Regions from separate parts of the Mus musculus genome. Here region 1 is linked to region 2. The links are chromatin loops, found by intact Hi-C in ENCODE. Cell type or tissue: heart. All regions are shown on one strand. Each heading gives the region's core, and the rest is flanking DNA. Links, peaks and the distances in the headings are about the cores only. Region 1 overlaps Zdhhc11 (zinc finger, DHHC domain containing 11). Region 2 has its middle 24 kb from the start of Slc9a3.

Region 1 (12,647 bases), core at 2,134-10,133, 130 kb before region 2:
TTGCATATCTGACCTAACCAAGGGGTCTATTCATGAAAATATGGGCTCACAGAGGTGTGGGTTAGACATACTCAGCCTTGTGCCCACTATTTTGGGAGCTGCAAACCTATCTGTCATGATAGGGATCTCCTGCAAACCCTAGTCATATAGATATCAGCTCTGGCCCAGGTTCTGGTAACCCCCTGACAATGACAAGTGGTATTGCAAGACATTCTTTCTATGACCAGGAATAGACAGCTTTGTGCCCTTTATGTCTCTCAGATGAACATCTGTGGCATCAACAAGAACTGGGTCCTCCCAGAAGCCCAGGAAAACAATGTGAAGAAGTTCCTACCACGCCCTCTGTCTAGGGTGAATGGCTGGTCACCACCCCTCCACTCCTTTCAGGCAATATCCTGGATCACCTACCTGGCCATGTCCATTGTCACCTTTGGGATCTTCATCCCCTTTCTGCCATATAGCTGGAAATATGCTGCCAATATTGTATCCTTTGTACTAGAAGGGTGGGCCCCTGGGCTACATGTCTTTTGGAAGGGGGAGGGTTTCTGAAGGTCTTCAAGAGAATTGCCCTGAGTCCCATCATGCCTATGCAGTGGGCTCTGTCTCTGCCTAGACTATTAGTTCCTGTGGCCCTGAAGTCAGCCCTATGACCCCATATTTCCTGATAGAAGGTGTTCTTGCTATTGAATGTTAGAGTCTGCTAGATATAAAGTGACAAGTAGGGTTCCTGGAAGTGGTGACCCAAGGAAAGGGAAGCAGGTATAGACTGCAGTCACATATTTCTTACAGTGTACAGAAAGGCCCTTCTCTGTTGACTCACAGAGTAGCCAAATCAATAAGAAAGGACTTCAGAAGCATATAACTTGGCTGTCACTGACTCACAGCCTGCTAGTGTGCTTGGTTAGCCCTATAGAGCCCATCCCTAAAGCATGGAAAGTAGACAGGAGCCCTGCTCCTGGACAGGCCTTTAGAGATGGTTCCCCAGGGCAGTGGGAAGATCTAGATCCATACTCACTTCTTTATGGCATGGTGTATATCAGGGTGGGCATTTGATCAGGGAGACCAGACCCTTAGGGGTCAATCCACTTAGAACCAGTGCCACAGTGGTGCAAAGTGGACCTATGCTCAGGAAATTGCATCCACAAGCCATAGTTGAGACCTGGGCGGCATTACATACTCTGGGTGTAGGCTCTCTATAGAGGACTTTGCTTTGGATGGCATTCCGCAGGTCCGAGGAGTTAGGAGAACTAGGCATATGTGAGTAGTGGAAGGAGACCTTTCAGGACACAGGGCCAAGTGACTGTTACAAGAGCCAGGGCAGATACTGTCACATCTTGGGGGTCAGCTTTGCTGAGAATGGATACAGTAGTATCTCACAGTCACCCATGACAGCAGTTAGAAATGGCAAGTCTTTCATTTATTACATGCATGTTCAGGGGAGCATCTTTAAAAATAAAAAAAAAACCAAAACATCAGATGTCAGAAACTATCACACATAAGTGCTGTGGTTTATATTGGGACCTGGCTCCTACACTCATAACCACTATACTATTATCTTCCTGGAAATGCACACAGCAAACTCCATCACTCATTTCCTAATATCCCTATTACCAGTACCACAGTTCTCTTTATTATTTTACAGGGAGTCCTGGGGATTGAACCCAGGGCACTGATTGTAGCATAACTTGTAGTTGGTACGTGAAGCTTCCCACAGTGTGGCACCTCTAGGTCTTTGGTTGAAGAAACTGGAGCAGAATGTCTCCCAGTTCAGCTGTGTCTGGTTCTTTTCTACGTAGTGCTAGAGACTTCTTTGTGGGAAGTCTTTTGAGAATGAATTCAATGTAGCAGGCAAAAAGTTATTCAGGTTTTCTGCTTCATCTTATGTTCATTTTAGTAAGGTGTGTTTCTCATGAAATTTCTTAGAATGTCTAAGAAAATGTCAAATTTCTTAGAATAAAATTAGTCTCAATATGTCCTATGCTTTTCATTTTCTCTCTGAAGGATACAATTTTTTTGGACAGGATTTTCTGTATAGCCCAATATGGCTATCAACTTGTGGTCCTCCAGGCTCAGCCTCTCAAGTGATAGAATTAGGTGTGTATTACATTCAGGACATATAGTAACATGTCTTCATTGGCTGCCTCCCTCCCTCCCTCCCTCCCTCCCTCCCTCCCTCCCTCCCTCCCTCCCTCCCTCCCTCCCTCTCTCCCTCCCTCCCTCTTTCCCTTCCTTCCTTCCTTCCTTCCTTCCTTCCTTCTTCCCCCTCCTTCCTCACCCACCCTCTTTCTTTTTACCTGAAACTTACTGTGAACATCCAGTCCTCCTGCCTCAGCCTCTACAATGCTGGAATTGCATGTGTGCATCACCACCCTGGCTTTCTTATAGAGACACACCTTTACAGTTTACTACTTTTCTTGACTGTTGGCCTCTTTTTATCTTTAATTTTCCAGCTTTTATCTTTATTATTCCTTCTTTCAACTAACTTTGGGATTCTCACCTTTAAGTGGAAATGCAGGTCATTGGCTTCCTCAACATATACTTAGGGTTATGCTACTATATTTTTCCTGAAAGTTTGGGGACTGTGCTGGGTAGTTTTGTAAACTTGACACAAGCTAGAGTCATTTTGGAAGAGGGAAGATTAATTGAGAAAATGGCCCATAGGCAAGTCTGTAGGTAATTTTCTTTATTGATAATTGATGCGGGAGAGACCAGCCCACTGTGGACCATGCCTTCCCTGGGCCATGTTGTCCTGGATGGCATAAGATAGCAAACTGAACAAGCCATAATAAGTAAGACAATAAGCAGTGTTCCTCCATGGCTTCTGCTTCAGTTCCTGCCTCCAGGTTCCTGTCCTGCTGGAGTTCCTGCCCTGACTTCCCTCAGTGATGGACTATTGCCTGGAAATGTACAATGAAATAAACCCTTTCTTCCCCAAGTGGCTTTGGTCATGATGCTTTCATCACAGCAATAGAAATCATAACTAAGAAGGCCACTCATTGCCTGTATTCCCAGAGCAGTTGCTCATGTAGTCTTGCTACATAGAAGACTTATTTTTAGAGATAAACCAAAGATGCCTCTGGAAGGTACACTGTGAGCCCACAGACAACCTGGCAATGTGCAACCCTGGAAATACATATCCTGGGATATGTCCTGGGATATGTCCACATTGTGGACGTGCATGTATCTGTGATACTTACATCCCAGGTACATTCATTCACCCTGACCACATATACATCTCAGTATGCGCATCACAGGCACACACGCATCCTGGGAAGACTTCTTCACCCTGTACATGCATCCTGAGCATATACACATTCCAGGCATATATGCACATATCCCAGATACACATGCTCTGGGCATATGTACATTTCAAGCACACTTGTGACCAAGAACCCCTGCCCCCATAACCCTGGCACATGCACTCTGAATATGCACACATCCCGGGCACATATATTCCAGACATGTGAACCCTGGACACACTTTTACTCAATTGATCTTGCAATGTCAGGTCTTGTCTGGGAGAGACAGGCTGAGGATGTCCTGCAGGCATCAACTACAGGTTCCGTGAAGAGCTTCAGATCCCTGGCTCCCCCATGGCCAGGATCCAAATAGCCAGCAGCATCCTCTTCCAAAAGGAGTCTTTGCTAAAGCCCAGGTTCTATATGGTCACCAAAATAGAGTGGGCATTCAAACCACGAGAGACTAAGCCATGTGGAAGTTCAAATGTCCACCATGGAGGGATACAGAAAGGTGTAGCTACCTGAGTCATGTTATTGAAATACACAGCACTCCACCAACCTTCTCTTCTCATCAGGGTGACAAGTTCCAACTCTGAGTGGTGGCCCATCTCACTATACCTAGTATGGAGCCCACAAACTCTGCTGTACCCTCCTTTGTCCTCCAGAATTTCCAGACCTTGTTGTTGGCCTACTGAGCCTCCATTGTGTCCTGACACCCAGGCCCTCTGTCCCCCAATAGCATCTGTCTGGGGTAGCCTCCTCTAACCAAGAGCCCTCAAGCCCCCTAGGTCTGCAGAGTTGAAAAGTGATGCCATAAGTTCCTGTGTGCTCTTTAATGTAGGCTATTGGCCTCCTGGGCCTACAACCATGTCGAGGGATAAGAGATTATACTGAAGTCATCAGCCCATAGCTCAATGCCCTGCTTCTTTCTATGCAACACCAGACATGGCACCCTCACTAAATGCCTTAGCATGGGTAAAAAACAGGCAATAGTTCAGCAATTTCTAATGTCTCCCAAACACCCCTTATACAAGTTTAAAAAACCCAGAATCTAGTCAGCTCTGAGTCTTGAATGTAGGGATAGAAACTCTCTGTCTCCTTACTGGAGCATGGCGATTGCCAGTCTGAGCTTGGCTGTGGCATTTCTGAGATGTTAGGTAGCCCGTGGCCTGTCAGGTTGACCAGGAAGTTTCAGCAAGAGTATGATACAGGTGTTAACACAACCCGCTGCCATTAGTGTGTAGTACCTGTGGGAGCCTAGTTACAGTCCGTGCTAAATCTCTAGATCGGCCATCCTTCCTGAACTTGTCCATCTATGCCCTGTAAAGGGAGCTTTCCTCCCTGCCTTTCATCTTTCCACATTCTCTTGAAAGACACTGGGTAGTACTCTGTCACCCAGTACTACCATGGCCTGGGAATGCAGTCTTCTGATGTTGGCCCACCTTCTGCCATGGGAATTCAGTCTGCTATGTTTCCCATAAAAATATTGTGTGTGTGGTCCGTTCACCATAGCATGTATGTGGAGTTCAGAGGACAACTTTCTTATCTTTTTTTTCCCATTAATTTATTTGCTCACTTTACATCCCAATTGCAGCTGCCCCTCTCCTCCCAGCCCCCCCTCACACAGCCCCTCCCCACAATCCTCTCCTTCTCCTCCAAGAAGGAGAAACCCCCACCCCAGGTACCAACCCATCCTGACACATCAAGTCACCGCAGGACCCAGCACATCCTATATTCCTCTGAAGCCAGGCAAGGCAGCCCAGAACAGGATCCACAGGCAGGCAACACAATCAGGGACAGCCCTCTACACTATCCCTGTAGAGAACAACTTTCAGGATTCGGTTCTCTTTCTCTAGAGATCCAGGATCCAGGCTGTCAGACTTCCACAGAAAGCCCTTTGAGCTGTTGAATCACCTTGTTGGTCTACAGTTGCCATTTTTTAAAGGTCTGGACAGGATTCTTCCCAGTGGCCTCATTTACCTGGTTTGTGATGACTCTGTTGCAAATGAGGTCTGCCAACGATGGTGTCAGGATGTGGATATGTTAAGGAGACACATACTGCCTGATAATCACTGCTTTCTTCTTTTTATTCCTAACTTGGCCCTGTTTGGCCCTGGATCCTTTCAGGTGGTTTTGTGTTTGCTGCAGTGGGCCATTCCTGCCATACACCTAAATGCCTCAGCTCCCGTTCTTCCCCGAGCCCTGCTATACCAACTTGGTAGCTCAGTCTAAGCTTTTGTCCAGAGACACTGGAGCTCCTACAGCCTTCTTGGCTTTTCAGCTCCGAAATTCTTTTACTATCCTGACTGGGAGCCTGGTTGCATTGGCATTATGCTCAAACTAGTATTAGTTTGTAGCCACTAGAGGGCACTAGCATCATTTGGCACCTGCTAGGCACCATGAGGGGCTGGGAAGTGAGGGGCTGGATTAGAAGAGCTAGGACTTTCTGTGGAGAGGATCCTAGGAAACACTGAGGCCAGAGACAAGCCTGAAGATCCTTCTTGTGGTTCAGATAAGAAAGGGCTCACCAGGCTGGTGGCTTGTGAGGGTCCTGTCGCCAGTGGGACTCCTCCCCTTCTGACAAAGGGCTAGATAATAAACACAGTTTAGTCAACAGGACCCACGGTGCAATACCAAACCTTTAGCCTAGAAATCTTCTTTTTTTTTTTTTTTTTTGAGTCCTGGGCTGTGCCAAGGCAATGTGAACTAAGGGGGGGGGGGGGCGGCGGCGGCCATCAAACAGCGTGTCTTAGGCTGCTGTTTTAGCTCAGCCACAGAATTTGCCCTGGAGGAATCACGAATCCAGACAGTATCAGAATGTTGACGCCTCCTGGGCCTCCCCTCTTCCTGCGGAAACAGGACAAGGGAGAGGTCACTAGTTCGAGGAGGCTAAGAAGGGTGGTGTCCTGAGCTGGCGCCCTTCCTTTGTTTGTTTACTAAACACAGATTGTTGCTAGGGAATGTTCCAGCCAGCTGTGGTTCTCATAGGCTCCCACATGGAAACTTCCAGAGGGAGTTGGAGGGAGGCCTCCATGGAGGACACCTCACCCTGCTTCTTTCACATTTAGCTATCCACTGAGACAAGGCTCTAGAGAAGACAGGGGCAGATCCTGAAGAAGTTTCTCTTCTGGGTTCCCTCTTGGGAATGTCACCTTGGTGTGTGGTAGGGAGTGGCCAACCAGGTCATCTGAGACAAAATATAATAGAGTAAGGTCACCAGCATGATTCCTATGGGTGACAGGAATATCACTGAGTGGTAAAAAGTTTGCTGGCAGAGTGTTCCTGGACAAGCTTTGCACAGGAGAATGTGATAAAAGATGTGCTGTAACTTTGTTTTTTGTAAGCAAGCTCCATGCTCTAGATGGACAGATTGAAGATTGTGGCTGAGATCTGAGTCCCCTCTGTGACCAGAGGGGTTTTTTTGTGACAGATAAATGCTTTTAGGGTGGCCTCCTGGTACTCCATGTGACGGCTGGGGACTGGTTGTCCTTTGGGGTCTCTTTGGTAGGTTCAGGTACAAGGGAACCTGGCTTAGTTGTACCCTGAGAACTACTTTACAGCCATAACCTCCCTATAATTGGCCTGTGTTCCAGGAGGCCCCAACAATATGAGTATGGATGCTGGTGGTTTGGAGAAGATATGAGGGTATCATGAGGTATAGTCACAGAGGGCCTGTGCAGTTGACATCAGCCTTACCTCACTTGCTCCTCACTTGCCCTGCCTCTTGGGCTTTCTATCTGCCTACTGGTTTCTATTAGAACTGGTCTGTTCTAGTGTCACAGGGAAAGAGACAGAACCCAGGCAGTATAAGACTTCCTATGTCCTGGACCCTCACCCACCAATGTCCCGGGTTCTGAACATGCTCCTTATTACCCATCGCCACGAGGGAAGCATATTAGCCCTCAAATTAGCTTCAAGGAGTGGGAACAGATGCTGGACCATACTCTTGTCATGGTAGCATCAACAGCTGTGAGTTACCCTGTGCCCAGCCCCACTGACCTATACCATAGCTGCAATCTGGTCTACAATAAATAGATCAGGTACTAAAAGCCTCCGCAGCCACACACACATCCAGTCCTGCATCAGCTCCTACTCTGGTCCTCCTGGAATACAGCTTTCTGTCTTCCTCACAGTCATTTCTCTGTGCTCTGAACCTGCTTCTCAGTCCTGTGTCCATGTCCAGAATCCTGCATACTGCCCAGTTCATGCTGGAAGATGGAGAGAGCAAGACAGGGCCCGCACCAGGGTTTGGGTCAGCATACGGGCCTCTTGCAGGATTATCCTACATCACTGATTCTTTTGGGACCTTCATTAAGGTTCCCCCCCAACACATGTCATCCACAAAATCCAACCCTAGCATGCAGGATGGCTTTGGAAATCAGCACTACAAGCCAGGCTAGCAACTTTGAGCTCTTAGAAGGGCTGGGAAAAGGGGCTTCTTGTTGAGTTAACTATCCATGTCCTGTTAAAATCCCTGCAGAGGCTCTTGTATATGCCTATGGCCTTTCTCTTGCCTTGGCACAAGGTAGCCTGCCTGTTGGCACAAGCTTAGGCTGTTGGGCATGGGACTTTGTTGGCTTCCTTTAGAGATGTCGTAAATACTGGTCCACCTGGCCCAGAAATCAGGGGAAGAGAGGGGAAGCCTCTGTACTTAGTACCTCCTTTTGTATATTATCCCAGGGACAGGAGGAGGAATGGAGGGGACAAAGACCTTCTTCTTGTGGTCACATAGGCTTAGATGGGCAAAACCCAAAGGTTCCTGAGAATCTCATGGTCCCTGAAGCTCTAACTCAAACTGAGGTTGGAGAGTACCCGCCAACTGCTGCCTAACCATGTTTCTGGTGAACATATCCTGTGTTGTGGCCAACAGTAACTCTACTGCCAATGGAACCCACATAATATTGCATGGTCTGGCCTGGCCTAGTCCTACTTATATCCTAGGCCTTTCCCATATGGAAAACACCCACCACCAGGTGAACCACTTTGAGCCGCTGAAGCTATCATTCCAAGGTATAAACTGCTCTTTTTGAAGGCTTTTCTTTGTCCCTGGCCACATAAGACATTTCAGGGCTTATGCACAGTGTGGCCAGTAGTTAGCTGGCTTGTCTGGTTCTCCAAAGTAAGTGTCTCTATGGGATATGCTCTCGGATGCTGCAGGCATCAATGACTAGGAGTCCCAGGGTCTTTCCTTAGTCTCTGACACTGTCTGTTCTACTGGGAGACACTTTTCATCATGTCAGCCAGGTTCAGGGCTGTGTGTTCCTTGACAGCCCAGGTGATGGGTGGGGTGTTCATATTCCACCTCATCGTGCACTTGATCGCAATTACCATCGATCCAGCTGACACCAATGTCCGACTCAAAAAGGACTACACGCAGCCTGTGCCGGCCTTCGACAGGTCCAAACACACACACGTGATTCAGAACCAGTACTGCCACCTGTGTGAGGTTACCGCGTGAGTGGAGTCGGAGTTTGGGTATAGAGTCCTGCTGACCCGTGGCCCCACAGTTGCCCAGATGAGCCTGGTGCTGCTGGGCACTAGCTTTCTGTGGCACTCCATGGAGGGCTCAGTCATGTGCTCACAGCCTTCTAGCAGGCTGCACTATACTGCCCTACCCTATAGGCTGACAGTTCTGCCTCCCAGTTCCCAATACCTCTCTCCCTTGGTGTGAAGAGCTGCAGTCTGAGGCCCAGTGTTGTCTTTCTCAGGTCATCTTTTACACACAGGCCCTTTGTGGTGATGGTGGTGGTGGTGGTGGTGGTGGTGGCGGTGGTGGTGGTGGTGGGTGGGTGGGGGTGCAAGCATGCTACATCCTTGTGGTTTTTCTGATAAATCTCACGTTTCCAGTTGGGGAGGACGGAAGGAAATTTCAACTGATGCCTGATGAGGTCCAAAGTCCCTGGAACCTGAGCAGGATAGCACACTGACTTGGCTACAGGAAGGCACTGTAGGCACTGGGTGAACTACCAGCCTTCAACTCCTAGATAGAACTTTCAGGCTCCCATCTAGCAAACAAGCCTACTTACAGGGAAGTCCTGGGTTCACCTTCCAGGAATAATGCCCATGGGCATAGGCTCATCTCTCTGCCCAAGATGGCCTTGTCTTTTCTACAGACTTCCAGTTCCCCACTGTCTTCAGATGGAGGCCCCTCCCACCATTTCATGGTAGACACATGGTTCTCATGGTGCATTTGGGGCTAACAAGCTGTTTCTCCCAATTTCTCTTCCAGGAGCAAAAAAGCCAAACATTGCAGCGCCTGCAACAAATGTGTCTCTGGCTTTGACCACCACTGCAAATGGCTGAACAACTGCGTGGGCAGGAGAAACTACTGGTGAGGCACTCTCAGGGTCAAGGCTATGACCTAGGGGAGGGATCTGTGGCCTGGGATTCATAGGAATAGGTGACATGTGATGGAGTGGAGGGGGCCATAGACTCTGGGGAACAGCACAGGGAAAGGATGACCTTTGGGCCATGTCTCTGTTTACAGCGATGGCAGGGCATACTGCTTATGCTGCTGGGTTTGATATGTGTTTGGTGGGGCTGTTCCTAAACATGTGGGTCAAGTTCACACTCACAAAGTCCATAAATAGAGTGCTCATCATGAACAGTAGGTCAAAGCCTGGCCTAGCCTCCTAAACTTACTTCAAAACTATCTACCTTCTCAATGTCATGGCCACCAATGGAAGAACAGTGGCTAGACCCTTGAGCACAGGAGTAAAGCATCTAGTCCATCTTAAGGCATCACCCTACTCATGAATGCAGAATCCAGAGAGCTACTGGGCATAGATGAGTGGTACTCAACCTTCCTAATGCTGTGACCCTTTAATACAGTTCTTCATGCTGTGGTTACCCCCAACATAAAATTATTTTAGTTGTTACTTCATAACTGTAATTTTGCTACTGTTATGGATATTCATGTAAATATTTTTGGAGATAGAGGTTTGCCAGAGGAGTTTTGACTCACAAGTTGAGAACCCACTGGCCTAGGCTGTCCATCAGCCCTGAGAGTTCTGAAGATGAACAGGATATTGTAGCCCCTTACACCAAGCCATTCTTTCCCCTGCCCTGACAACACACTGGACTATGATGTCCATCCAGGGAACAACTACTGTTACTAAGCACCTCAATGTGGCCTTCAAATGATCGCCATGGTTCTGACAGTGACTGGATGAGCCAGGAGATTCTTTCCCACTGTTCCTTTGAGAGCCTCCTACTGCCTGGTCACAGAGAACCATGAGTTTTATTTTTTGGTTTTTTGGTTTTTGTTTTTTTGTTTTTTGTTTTTTGTTTTTTGTTGTTTTTTGGTTTTTTTTGGTTTTTTTTGTTGTTTTTTTTTTGTTTTTGTTTTTGTTTTTTTTTTGCTAACCAAGCAGTTTCTGCATGAGGTGTGGTCTGCCCATGAGTAGTGAGAAGGCAGAAGAAAGCACACTTGCTGTGGCATTGAGACATGGCCTTTGTGTGCCAAAACTGGTGTCAAGGGAAGAGCAGAGGGTGATAAAGATACCACCCATTCTCACTAGTCAGCACTGATTCTTACCATCTTCACTTTCTGTCCCTCATTCTCCAAAGCCCGAGAAAGCATGAGTGGAGTCAAAGGCATTTAAAAAAACCATTTATTTATTTATTTACTTATTTTTTGAGACAGGGTTTCTCTGTGTAGCCCTGGCTGTCCTGGAACTCACTCTGTAGACTAGGCTGGACTCGAACTCAGAAATCTGCCTGTCTCTGCCTCCCTAGGGCTGATATTAAAGGCATGCACCACTACTGCCTGGCTTTAAATATTTTTATTTTTAGTTCATGTATGAGGATGTTTTGTCTGCATGTAGGTCTGGGCATCTCTTACTCTCAGAGGTCAGAAGAAGGCATTGTATCTCCCTGGAAATGGAGTTACAGACAGTTGTGAACCACCATGTACATACTGGGAATTGAACCCTGGTCCTCTGGAAGAACAGTCAGTGCTCTTAACCACTGGGCCACCTCTCTTACCCTTCAATGGCATTTTGATATAATTTGGTCCAAGAATTGAATAGAAGTCCATCTCACAGTCCTAATAAACAGCAAGCCATATGGATATTGCAGAATGGGTACAATAAAGTCTGGAGAAGCTCACACAGTGCATGGGAAGGCAATGAATGAAGAAGGTAGAGGAGAAGGAGGGAAGAGGAGGAAAGAAGAGGAGGAAGAAGAACAAGGAAAAAGGGAGAACAAGAAGAGAGAGAACAAAAAAGAGGGAGAAGAGGAAGAATAGCAATGAGGAGGTGGAGAAAGAGAACAAGAAGAGGAAGGACAAGGAGAATAAGAAGTATAACAAGAAGAAAGAGAATAAAAGGAAGAATAAAGGAGAAGTAGAAGAAGAAAAGGAAGAGGAGGAGGAGGAACAGAATCAACAAGAACAAGAACAAAAACAAAACCAAAGACAAGAAAACAAGAAAGGCTGTGATTTCCACGTGTCCATGATTAGAGCACGCTTGCTGGAAGATGTTCTGTGTACCTAGGTGTTAGTCTGCCATCTTGGGGATTAACTTTTCCTATTGGATGGAAATGGCATTCTTGTCTAGACTACAGGATGGAAGGACATGCAGGCTCAGGTATAAGGCTATGGGAAACATGGAGAAATACAATCATGAGCCAGAATCTACCTAGAGTATGTGAAAGACGTGGTTGAAAGAACACAAGGAGTAAGGGAGGAAAAGACACCAATAGACTTTGGGTTCTGTGCTTCCATATTACCACACCAGGCCTGTGTGTTGATCTCATGTACTCAGCTGGGTGTTAGTCTGTCCTAACCTCCCACTTGCTTATCTCTGAGCAGCATACTCTCATGCAGGTTCTTTTTCTGGTCTGTGGCCTCAGCTGCAGTTGGGATTCTTGGTGTGATGATTATCTTGTGTTATATCTGCATCCAGTACTTTGTCAACCCTGATGAGCTTCGCACGGATCCTCTCTATAAAGGTACCCATCTGATGCTCAGGGACTGCTTCTGCCTGGTTCCCATGTGCCGAGGACGTAGGCTTCCAGGCCTCACCTCAACCCATCTATATTTCCTCACTTTCCAGTTGACCTGAAAGCAGGGATTAGAACGAGGTATAACCCTGACCCTTCAGTCAGTCTTGAACACCTAGACAGTGGACTATTTAGCAGTGCTGGGTGGAGAAAGCAGGTGCCTATCTTGTAGGAGACAACTACTTGTAGACAGGAACAGAAGAAAATTTATATGTCTAGCCACAGATTCTGAGGGGAAGCTCAGTGATTCTATGATTACATAGGTCCAGAAGTCCAAGCCCATGACATAAATTTCTGAAACAAGCAAGAAAGAAAGGGATTGGGTTGAACATGGCCTCCAAAATGTGTCCAAGTCCTGACCTAGACATGAGATGGCACACTATTTGAAAAAAGTGTCTCTGTGGA
Region 2 (12,647 bases), core at 1,859-9,858:
CTGAAGAGTGTTCTGCGTTAGCTCTCTCCCCATGGCTTTCTCAGTTTGCTTTCCTGTACCACCCAGGACCACCTTTCTAGGCAGCACCACCCATCATGATCTGGATCCTCCCACATCAATCATTAATCAAGAAAATGCCCAACAGACTTGCCTATCAGTAAGTCTTGTGGAGGCATTTTCTCAATTAAGAGCCCCTCTTCCCAAATGACTAGCTTGTGTCAAACTGATAAAAAAAAGTATCCAGAACACACAGTTCTTTGAAAGTGACCTGTAAATTCCTTGTGTCTTTTTTTAGAGATACATTTCAGAACTTACTAATAAATTTAATGCAGTTCCAATCTAAATCCCATTAGGGCTTTTGACTATAAATTAGCCAGCTGGGCTGAAATTTACACAGAGAGGTGAAGTTTGCGAGGAGCCACAGAGTACTGGCTCAAGAATAGCAGGGAATCATAGTGTGTCCTTACAGAACTTTGCTCTCTGTCTATGGATCTTTGGTCAGTTTTCTGAACTGTGCTCAACTTCTGGTCAGTAGCTTTTGTTTACTTTTAAAAAATGTTTTCTTTAAGAAATGTATTAAAACATGAAATTAATTTGCCGTGAAGCTTTTCCTTTAATTCTGTTCATGGTTCAATGGTACTTTTCCACTAACTACCTCCCCTGAAGCCCACACTGTTCTTACTAAGCTGTTGTTTTAGCAAGTATGCATATGTTTCTTTCATTAATGATAAGCTAGTGGGTAATTTTCAAGTATGTGGAATAATGTCCTTGGAGGACCTTGTTTCCCTCCAACCATGTCAGGGAGCCAGGACCTCTCAGCACTATGTGCTATTTTGGGGGAAGTGTGGGACCACAAAGGATCACAGAGCTGGGTCTGTTGGCCTATAATATTAGTAACAATGGCTGCAAGTGTACATATGTACTCAGGGAGTTCATATGTATATAAAGAACTGTGCTTGGTATAGGACCACTCAATACAGGAGGTGACTATGGTGAAGGATGCAGGCAGTGCTCACTCCCCTATCAGCCCAGAGCTGCCAATCCCAGCCACAAGTGTGCTGTGGGATGTCCTGTATAGCCAGGGGAAGTAAGGGAGGGCATGTATACCTGCTAGGGGTGTGTGTGCTTTGGGGCTCTTTCCCCTCAGGGAGAGAACTCTGTCCTTGAACATATATAAAACCATACTCACTTTCTCTTCCTCATCATACTCCTTAAGCCAACTTAACGCCAACAGCTGGGAACAGCCTAGAATAACAGAAAGACTACAGAGACCAGCATCCTACTGGTGGACCCAGGTCTGCTCCCGCCCCTAAATCCTCCCACCCCTCATAGGGAGGATGAACTGGGTTTGAAGGATGAGACTCCTCTGAGGGCTCTTGCTCACCTACTTTTTCTTGAGATCCTCAGAGGCCCTGAGACCATGAAGCAACTCCTCTTGCCTACACAATACCCTTAAGATATTTTGTTTTGTTTTGTTTTTGACATGTTTAGATATACACGTTGGTGGCATTTTGTGTGATGTTTCTGCACATGTACACAGTGTGCACTGATCAGACCAGCCACACTTCATTCCTCTTCCTTTGCACTGACCTCTAATAAACACTTTTCCACATCCAGGTTGACATATTGTAGGCTCCACATAAGCAAAAATGGGTAGCATGTGATCCTTTTCTGTTAACATGTCTTGCAGCTTCATGTATTTTGCTGAAAATAACAATGTATTATATTTCTTTATGGCTTAATGATATTCCACTGTGTGTGTGTGTGTATAACATTTTATTTATCCATTTTTCTATTGATGGACACATACTCATTCCATATCTTGGTTCTTGAGAACAGGACAACAATAATTGCAGGTACGAAGTGTCTCTATAGTATACTGATTTGATTTCCGTTGGATATGTAGGCAGATAGTAAAATCATACGCTAATTCTACTTTTTGTGTTTTGAGGGGACCTCCATAATTTCCTCTGGTGGCTGTACTTGTTTACATTCCAGGAAACCCTGTGTATAAATTCAGTCTCCACACCCTCTCCAGTATGGTTTTTATATGCCAATAACAAACTTGCTAAGAAAGACATCATAGCACCATACTTACTATAACCATAAAAATAAGTAAAATAAAACCAAGAATAAATTTAACCAAGGATGTGAAAGACCTTTACAGTGGCAATTATAGAATCCCAATGAAAGAAAACAAAGAAGCAAAAGAGTGGACAGGCCTCCTGTGTTAGTGAATTAGAGACAAAGCTATTGCTAAAATATACACACTACAAAGCAATCTGCATATCCAATATACTCCTGCATCAAAGCACCAAAGATGATTTTCACAAAGCTTAGAAAAAAGTTCTTAAAATTCATAAAGATACTCAGAGTCAGAATAGCCCAAGCTGTCAGTCCCGAGTAAGAACAGCAGTGCTGGAGATATCACAATACCTAATCTCAAACTGCATAACAGACAAAGAGTGACAACAACTACGTGCTGTGGTATGAAAATAGACATGTAGACTGATAAACCAGAACAGAGAGCCCAGAAACAAACCCCCCAAACTATAGCCAACTGAATCCCAACAAGGCATCCAACATGGTAAAACAGTCTCTTCAACTGATGCTTAGAAACTGGGTATCCACATGTAGAAGGTTGAAATTTAAACTCTATCTATCTCTCATCTTGTCAAACAAACAAACAAACAAACAAACAAACAAATAAGCACTCAAGCAATGAATGAAATACCTAAATGGAGACCTAAAACTTAGGACAGAGGATATATCTGGAAGAGTAACTGCCTAACATATGCTAAGTCCCGCATTCCATTCCTAACACTGGAAGAAGATGAAGGAGGAGGGAGAGGAGGAAGAAGAGGTGGAGGTGGAGGTGGAGGAGGAGGAGGAGGAGGAGGAGGAGGAGGAGGAGGAGGAGGAGGAGCAGAAGCAGAAGCAGAAGCAGGAGCAGGAGAAGCAGGAGAAGCAGGAGAAGCAGAAGAAGCAGGAGAAGCAGGAGAAGCAGGAGAAGCAGAAGCAGAAGCAGAAGCAGCAGAAGAAGAAGAAGAAGAAGAAGAAGAAGAAGAAGAAGAAGAAGAAGAAGAAGAAGAACAACAACAACAACAACAACAACAACAACAACTCTGTAACCACTAGAGGATAACAGGAAAAAGTCTTGAAATATTTGTATAGAACAGTGGACTTGAAGCAAGAATTGAAGATGAAATTGTACCTACACTAAAAAGACTGTACAGTAAAAAAAAAATTGGAGAAGGATATGAAGTTTTGTCAAGTATCCATCTGATGGGGATTTACATCCAGACTGTATAAAGAACACAGAAAAACTCACAAATCAAGCAGTCCATATTAGTAAGTAGTCAGATGAGCTGAATAGACACTTCTCAAAAAGAAAAAACACAACTGGCCACCAAGTATATGAAAAAAACGCTTAATATTATTAGTCACTAGGAAAATACAAGGAGATGCCTTCAAAGATTCCTTCAGAGAATTATTGTTGTAATGCTTTAAAAATCTAGTGAAATTAAGATGAATATGATAATATATTTTAAAGAAAAGTTTGGGCAAAAATGAAACATACATTTTTAAGTTCAGAATTTATGAGAGGACAGCACTGCCACGCCTCAGCTCACAGACTCCTGTGGGGCTGTGTGCCACATGGGGCCATTCCACAAAGAAAGCTTGTCATTTCTGCTTCAAGAAGCCACGAGTTCCAGAAATGCCCAGCCCAGAAATGCAACAACATATTCATGGGACCAGACAGTGATTAAGAAAAGACAGAATGTCTGCCATGGTGCCTACCATGGCTCAAGGAACAGTTGAGTAAACTGTAATACATTCCAATCCTTACACATCATGCATGAAGATGAAGAGGCAGAGCTGGGGGGATTCTTCTCTTGTCTCTTTTACATCGTGCAGAATTATCTATCTGCTCCTACCCATGTGGGGTGTGTGTGTGTGTGTGCGTGTGTGTGTGTGTGTGTGTGTGTGTGTGTGTGTGTGTGTGTGCGTGTGTGTGCCAGAGATTGATTTGGGGTATCTTGCCCTATCACTGTTCAAATTATTTTTTGAGACAGGTTCTTTCATTGAGCCTGTACCTCACAGCAGAAGAAGGCATTGGATCCCATTACAGATGGCTGTGAGCCACCATGTGGTTGCTGGGAATTGAACTCAGGATCTCTGGAAGAGCTGACGTGAGTTCTAGAAATAAAGCAAAGGTTTTGGAAGAGTGATTTGCTTAAACATTAAGCTGTCTCTCCAGACTACTTTTCTGCTTCCTTTAAAGGCTCAGAAGGAAAAAAAATTTAAGAAACTAATTCATATAGTTTTTTCTACTTTTAAGTCTTGGTATCAAAAAATATTTACTCTTTGAAACTCTAAGTGGACTGAGAAATGCAGTCCTATTCACTCCTAGGAGACTCTTTCAGATCAGACCCTCCTAAACCACTACAAAGTTATGGAGTCCACTCATTGGAATTCAATGTCAGTGCAAGGATGCTCACTCTTGATGCTTATATTAGAAGACAAGAGCTCAGTTAGCACTAACTCATCTGAGGAAGTCAGACCAAGGTCAATTACAGGAATGCAAATAAACATTACAGATGAAATGCACCAGCACTTAAACACACAAGACAGAAATTTGTTATTCTTGAGCCTAGGGCAGTGCTTGGAACATAGAAGACATGTGAAGGGAGAGAGAGCAGGGGGAGATGGGAAAGGAGAGAGCTGTAGAGGGAAAGGAAAGAGAAGACAGTGGAATAATAGCACTAAGGATTAGTTTTCTGAAAATAGAATACACAATATTGCAAAAAAATATATAAAGGGATGAAGTCCAGAATCAATACTTGAAAGGGTAGCATAATAGATATATAGAGATAGAGAGAACTTTCTGGAAAAATATAAACTGCCATTCAAGAAGATGTAAACTCATGATACTTCCCTAAGTTAAAAGCCCTGCCTCTCTGACCATCAGAAAAGTGTCTGTAGAGCAGAAACATCTGTGCCAATCCTCTAGGCCCTATAGACACGGGGAAACACTGCTGAGCTTGTGTTCCACCACACTCAGAACTCCTGTGGCTTTGGGCTTGAATTCTGTTTCTTTTCTAGCATTCAGCCATGACCTAGGGACAACAACAGCAGGATATGGGTGTCTCAAAGACTCATCCAGTTATTCTGGGGCCTGGAGCTGCCAGACCCGCAAAGTCCTGGCCTACTCAAGCCTACCTAAGTTTTAAAAAAATGCATTTTACAAGGCCTAGGGGCTTCTAGGTGAGAGAAGAATGGATTGACACTGGGTTATAGGGTCTGCTCAAACTAATTACCTGTGAGAAAATTCTGTCAGGTGGGTGTGATCTTACTCAGGACTCAAAACACCATTGCAAATGGACTTGGCTTTCATGTAGCTTAATGTGCATGAAAATAGTGTCTGTTCAGGGCTGGGATATAATCAGAGGTCTGTATAGGGCTAGCCTATGAGCATAGCTGGGATCTACACAGGCCTGAGATATATGCATGATTGGTATCTGCATAGGGCTGGAGTCTGGCTAAGAATGTTGTTCAGGGTGTTTGTGCAAAGCTTGGACTTGTGTATGATGACATCTGTGTAGAGCTTGGATCTGTGTATGACTGATACTTAAATAGGGATGGTATCTGGAGTCTGGGCAAGGTTGGGTCTATGCAGGGATAGGTTTGTGCATGGTGGAGTTTGGAAGTGCTGGATCTGGGGGTAGAGATTTATTCAATATACACATGGAAGCCTGTCATATTCTCAGCAAGGCTGTGAGTTCTGTGGGCAATGACTCTCCCTGCAAGGACCTTTACTATACCACAGCCAGCAGGGGGCAGGCAGTCACCTCTTCAGGGCCATGAGCAGAGTGCTCAAGGGGACTCTGCTCTACTAATCTCTCTCTCTCTCTTTTTTAATCAAGTATCAAGAAAGAAAGAAAGAAACCACCCTTGGGAAAGGTGGGGCAGGTTAGAGAGTCTGCTGCCTCCTCAGCCACATCTCCCCACTGCTCTGTGCAGAGGAAACAATAGGAGGAGCCAAGGCTTCTCCACACGTCTGTCTCTGTGGTCCCTGACCCTCACATAAACCCACATGAAATGTGGCTTCAGACACCAGGGTAGCTTTCTGGACTGTGCTATCTCCTGGCTTCTCTGTCAGGGCTCAGAGAGGATGCACTTCTAGGTTCCACGCTGAGGTGGAGGCTCATCTTCTGTCAGTATCTGAGGTCTTGTACTGCTTTTTAACATTACTCAGATGTTGGAGATCTTTCTAGTGCTGTCAAGTTTCTAGGTTAGTGTCAGAGACGGTGGAGAAGCAGAATGGCTCGTGGCTTAGTGTACCAGCACAGCCCCAAGCTGTGGCTCCCTCACGGCTCCTGTTCCTCCAAGGCTAACAAGCACTAGCCTTTCTAAGACCCCCATGGTTCGAGCCTCAGCCCAGGGGCAGGTTAGCACACTCAGATTTGCTCTACCCCCCCCCCCCGCCCCTCGCCCCCAGCTCCACTATAGAATGTGGCAGGACCAGAGACTGGGTTCTCAGTGGTGTGAAGTTCAATCTTGTGCTCATTCCTACCCTAGCCATACTACTCAGGCCTGAAGGGGTCTAAGAGGTGGGGGTCCTCATTTTCTGGTGGCCCAGGAGCCCATCAGAGAGAAGGCTGTCCCCACCACAGGTTATTTCCCCAGTGGCCCAGGCTCAGGCCAATCCAGCAGGTGTCTGGGTTCCTCTGGCCTGTGGCTGTTTCTCACTACTGGTCCTGAAACTGTTTTTACCTTCACATCGTGTGTTGCTATTTTGAGTTTTTGTTCTTGATTTTTAGATCATTGACTTAGTGTGTGTGTGTGTGTGTGTGAATGTGTATATATATATATATATATATATATATATATGTATATATATATATATATATATATGAACTTGTATGGAAGCCAGAAGTAATTCTCTCTCTCTCTCTCTCTCTCTCTCTCTCTCTCTCTCTCTCTCTCTCTCTCTCTCTCTCTCTCTCTCTCTCTCTCTATCTCAGTGTTTGAGGCAGGGTCTCTCAGTGAACCTGGAGATCACTAATTGGCTGGACTGGCTCGTCAGTGAGCTCCAAAGCTGACTCAACCTGAACTCCTGAGTGCTGGGATTACAGGTTCATGCCAGTACAACCTGCTTTCATGTAGGTGCTGAAGATCTGAGCTGAACTACTCATGCCTGCCAAGGCAAGGGATTTACTAAATGAGCCATCTCCCGGATTCCTAGATTTTGGCTCTTTTGAGACACAGTCTTGCTTTGTAGTCCTGGCTGGCCTCAGACTCACTGTATAGTCCAGGCTAACCTCAGACTTGTGGCAATACTCATTCTTCTGACTCCTAGGTGTTGGGATTACAGGAATATGCCAGCATATTAGCCATACCATTTGTTTGAGTCAGAATCAACTATAGCCACAAGTCAGATTTTATGCTCCCCCATGGTCCTGCATGGGTACACACCTAGGAGCCATGCTTAGTCAAACTTGGCCTTTCCCACACATAATTACCTTATATCAAACTGGTAATATAAAAGGATTTGCCCCTGATCACACAGTTCTGTGTGTGTGCAAACCTCTATCGTTGGTGGTGGGCAGTTTTGGAGGGAACTTTAGGGATTCACACCTAAAGGTCAGATTCAGGAGCCTTGTAGTCAGGGATTGTTTCGGAATGGCTGGTCATCTGGGCAGTAGATCTCGCCTCTGTTCCCCAAGCAGATCGGGGATGCAAGCTCTCCCAGAAGCACTACCAGTTCACTCTCCTTGAGGGAAGCAGCATTTCCCTAAGGGTCTCATTTTCTAGGGGTAAGCCACCAACTTCCCCAGCTGCTGCGAATTAGGTAAGACAGGGTCCCTGAAGGCAGAACCCAGTTGCCATACTTGCCCTGTGCCAACAGGAATTGTTGTGCTGATTATTCACGAAATGGCAGTGTGTGGAGGCAGTGTTGTCCCCGGCGGTGCGTTCCACTCATAGAAGTGCAAGGTCACCCAGTGAGATAGCCACACCTCATCTCAGAGCCCACTCCAGTATTTGACTTCTGTAACCTCCCAGGCACCCTAGAAGAGGCTGGGTGCTGAGTTTCGTTTCTATTTATAGTTATCTTGTTCTATGTTGAGGATAATTTTATAACCTGATTGAAATTCCTCTGGGAAGTAGGTAGGGGTGTACACCCTAAATAGATAAGGTGCCCTGTGATTTGGTGAAAGGCAATATTCGTTTATTTCCCCTGTCGTAAAAATGCTCTACAATCTGAGTGAAGCAAGAGTTGACAACCTGGGAGATGCCCCAGAAGGGAGGTGAAGGCAGCACTCGATGATTTGCATATAAAACTCAAAATGGGAGGAGAGTTTATAGGGAGAGTAGAGCAAGGCTAGATACCCCTGCTGCCTGGTTTCCTGTTCTTCCTGTCTTCTTTTGGTGTGTCTAGCCAGTTTCTGCTCAGCCATGTGAAGAATGGACTGGAATCTCAGGGTGAAGGATGCTCAGAGGGCAGCATCCACCTCCCCAGCTGAAGCTCTTACTAATTACCATCGGGCTTAGTCTGTGGTTTCTTTTCCAGAGCCCAGTCTCCTCTTTCCATAATGGAGTCTTCTCCTCCTAGATAAGTAGAGTAGGAGAAAATATGTGAAGACTGGACCTTGCACGAGGACAGGAATGATTGGACGTTTATTCTGGCAAGGGTCACTGGAGCTGCATAGCACTGGGCTGTGGAAGTCACTTTTTTTTTTTTAAATGTAAGAACTAATATAAAGTTCCTCACTCGCCTACATTTTATTTAACAGCTTTACTGAGGGTCAATTGACATACAATCAACCCTATAAAGAATCAATTCTATGTTCTGACATGTGTCTCTACTGGAGAAAATACCACCATAAACAAGATAAGAGATTTTTCCATCACCCATAGGTCCTTGTGTCCCTGAAGTTCCCTCCCTGTTCATGACCCATCTTAGCACAGCCAACCTGGCTCACCCTGAAGGGATAGCCAGTTTTCATCTTCTAGAACTCTTACAGAATTATACACCGTGACTTTTAACCTTTTGTCTTTCTGCCTTCACTCAGAAGAGCTGTTCTGAGACTCAGTTCTGATCTGAGGCACAGCCTTAGTCATGTTCACAGGCTAGTTGTATCCCATTATATAAGTGAACCATAACCTTTCATTATGGTGCTCACTTGAGTTCTTTCCAACTTTGTCATTACTTTAGCCATCCTCACTTTCTTTGATTATGACCAACACAATGTGGTTTTTCTCCAAGACTTTAGTTTTAGCTTAACTTTTTTATTTATACTTAAAAGTTGTGTTTGTTTTTTGTTTTGTTTTGTTATGTTATGTTTTTTAAGAAATAGATAACTGGACCTTAGATGCCCCCACCTCCAATCTGAAACACTTTTAAAAATCATTTTAATTGTAGTGTTTAGACCATTTATATTTAATGTGATTGTGAAAGGTAGAACTTAAACAGGCTATTTTTGTTTTCTATTTGTTCCATCCATTCTTTGTTCTCTTTTGTTTAGTTTTCCCTTTTCTCTATGATTTCATTTTACTTCCTTTGGGGGTTTAGTTTTATTTGTTGTCTTAGAATCTCTGGCACGCCTGTATTCTCGTAGTCTCCCATCAAGTGACAACACTGAACTAAGGGACTTTCAGCTGTGTTTTCCGATTCTTCCCTCCTGGCCTTTGAGCTGTTTCGGACACACGCTTTTCCTACATACACTGTAATGCCATTTACTATGCAGTAACAATTTGCTTCCCATACCTAAGAGATCACAAGACACAATGCCTGATGTCTATAGAGTCTTGAAAGCATTTGCTTCATGTCTTATTTCTAAGTCTTTATTTGGTTCAGACCACTGGTAGTGTAATCCTGGTCCTACTTACTTCTTACTTGGAAGGGGCCTCAATTAAATAATTGTTAAAAATAACTTTTTAAAATAACATACTTTAAAAAATAACTTTTTCTTTGTTTTTATGTCATCTGTGTTCAGTGTAAAAAGAAAAAGTGAAACTTTAGATAAAAAGTAAAAGTTAATTAAAATAAGTACAATGTATCCTAAATCTTAGCTTCCAGTAGTGTACAGTAAGGCTGTGTCTGCCCAGAAACTTTTTTGCACACATCTGTATTAGTTTCCAATTTAATGACAATCACAGTGTATATGTGTGTCTGAGTTTTTTCCCCCGGTATCACATAGTTTTCCGTATCCTTGAAATTCTGTTATAGCATTGCTTATTTATAACTTTGTTTTCTGGGTTCACATAAGGGCCCACATTGACTAACAGAACTTCAGGTTGAAGTTCTTACATGATAAGTAATGGGCTAATGTGAAAGTAGGTCAGGAAGGAGCTGAACTTCCCGTCAGAGGACATATCTGAGTTGGGGCACCCACCCTTTGGGATCTGTGAGAGCTCCTACTGCTGGGGCAGGTGCTGTATCAAGTTAACATGTTCCTGGACTATAGGGACATTGAGCAGGAGCCTCTCCAGAGTGAGTACCCTAACTTTTATCTCTAGTCTCCACCACCATCAAAGCAGAGGTCTGTCTACCGCTGAACCTCAGTCTTACCACCTGGCAACCAATAACCCTGGGCTGTGGCAGTCAGACTGATGTCTAGCAGGGTTGTGTTCTAAGCCTGGGGGCATGAACAGGCTTTAAGATGTTTAGAAAGTGAGACCTGCCTTACTTACTACTTATTTACTAACGTGCAAAGGATCCTCAATTCAGTGATTCTAATATGTAGTCTGTGAAATACTCAGAACTCTAATTCATGGCAGTTCCCTTCCTGTCTGAGTCCTGTGCTATTTGAAGGCACCACAGCAATATCCTTTCTGCCTTCTAAGCTGGTCTTGTTTCTTCTCCCTGAGGACTGAAGACCTCTAGCTGAACTCTGGGGAACCTCTTGCCCCTCCACACCAACTGAAGTCCTAATCTGTTCCTAGATGGAAGCAGCTATAGACAGGAGCTGCGCTCTAAGCATCTAAAGGACCTGGACCTGAGGAACTGGGATACACTGCAAAGGGAATTTTCCTGCCTTATTCAGGAGCAGGAAGTGTATGTGACTGTCTGAGCGGCAAGAATAATCAGATGTCACAAAGTCCAAGCCTTGTAATTCTGTGAACTTTATTAGTAGGAGTGGCTGTCTCCCGACATGGTCACCCCGTCCTAAACTCATTGAGGCACGAGCATACGGTGTTCCAACTCAGAGCAAGGCTGTTGAGTGCATGAGGCTCTGAGCCTTGGCCTCTAATGGGGAAAAGGGCATAGGGCAGGGAAGAGTGAGCAGGAAGACCTTGAAGACTGGCTCCCTGGGACTGGAGTTGTTGGTATAGGGGTCCCGTTGAGATACTATTATTATGTTGTCACTGTATGTCTCATGATCCCACTGACACACCCATATTTCAGACTAAGACCACCCCCCCCAGCAAAATCATAGTTTCTTTAATATCAGTGTTGGGGTCATACCAGGATAGGCGTGGCCTTGAGTGGACTTTCCTCCTGATAAGCCCCTGGCAGCTGCTTTGGCCTTGGCAGGAGCCAACAAAGTGACTTTTCTCTACCTTCTCCTTCCCGGTATCCTCCCAAAGTTGTCCAAGCTTTCCAGGAACTACAGAGGTCTGGACAAGAACATAGACTTATGGGTCTAGGCCTACTAGACAAGGGGCTCACAAACCAGTTCAAGCTACAGGCATAGGTTCAGTAAGCTCCATAAATGACTATGGATGGGGTTAGGGAGGGCAGAGTACCTGGAGCCTGAAGCCTTGGCTATAGTTGTAGTCCTTGGCCTTGTCCCAAGAGGGAAGAAGACTCCTTATGTTTCTTTAATAGAAAGCTAGATTTATACCTCAGTCCTGGCATGAAGTAATCTGATGATCTTGGTTTTGCTAGTAGGTAGTACAAGCCACACACTAGTCTCAAGTCACCCACAGAGTGCAGGCCCTCTGACCACTTTGGCAACTAGCCAGAGATGACCACTGGCTATAAGACTCCTGAGCTACTTTAAAACTATGAACTATAAAACTTCTCTCAAAAAAAAAAAAAAACTTCTCTCAGTGGCGATGACCTAGGGGGTGGATGATTAAAGGGAAGGGATAGAAATATTTAGGACTGGATGTAGATCTGTTAGTCTGAAGAGATCATTGGAACAGATTTTTGAGGCATGTTGATACATTTCCCAACCCCTTGGTTGGCTTGCTAACTCTCCATCATGAAGCAGAACCTTTTACCATAAGGCAACACTGCACGCCCACAGATGGAAGAGACACCTGGGCAGCTAGCCAGGAGCTTTTCAGTATCCTTCACTAACCAAGGCAAGTCAACGAGCTGATCTGGCTCCTAACCACCAGGGATTAAGTCTGACAGAGATCCCCAAGTGACCACACTTTTAGAGACAGGTTTTGGATTGGGAGAGGTAGCTCTCAACTGATAAAGCCTTGGCTACGCAAGCAGGAGGACCTGAGTTTTATTCCCAACAGCCAGGTAAAAAGCTAGGTGTAGTTGTGTGGGCTTATAATTCTGGTACTGGGGAGATAGAGACAGGCAGATAGATCTCTGAGGAGCTCTAGCCACCTCGCATAGTGTACTTGGTGAAACACAGGGCCAAGTAGAGAGGTCTTTTATTAAATAAAAAACATGGGCA

The links. A loop is a pair of places that touch in the nucleus more often than their neighbours do. Peaks named below come from ENCODE experiments on the same cell type or tissue, not always from the same donor. Only the 100,000 strongest peaks of a DNase experiment are listed, where the experiment ranks them.
Region 1: a loop joins it to region 2, with 2.4 times the contacts of the local background. A loop is called at or near these places in 5 of 42 quality-filtered maps.

The regions. Positions count from the first base shown.
Region 1 is chr13:73,965,089-73,977,735 of GRCm38, forward strand. It overlaps Zdhhc11 (zinc finger, DHHC domain containing 11), which reads left to right. Exons shown (of 10, transcript NM_027704.3): 2 at 262-483; 3 at 8,515-8,693; 4 at 9,469-9,570; 5 at 12,067-12,191. Among named protein-coding and RNA genes, the nearest start is that of Zdhhc11, 7.6 kb to the left of the region's middle. In heart, for the core only: a CTCF peak has its summit at 5,600 (motif pointing right); DNase peaks (open chromatin) are centred at 5,683 and 6,163; H3K4me3 peaks cover 279 bases; H3K27ac peaks cover 1,611 bases.
Region 2 is chr13:74,091,116-74,103,762 of GRCm38, forward strand. It overlaps a transcript of Slc9a3 not described here. Among named protein-coding and RNA genes, the nearest start is that of Slc9a3, 24 kb to the right of the region's middle. In heart, for the core only: a CTCF peak has its summit at 5,826 (motif pointing right); a DNase peak (open chromatin) is centred at 7,996.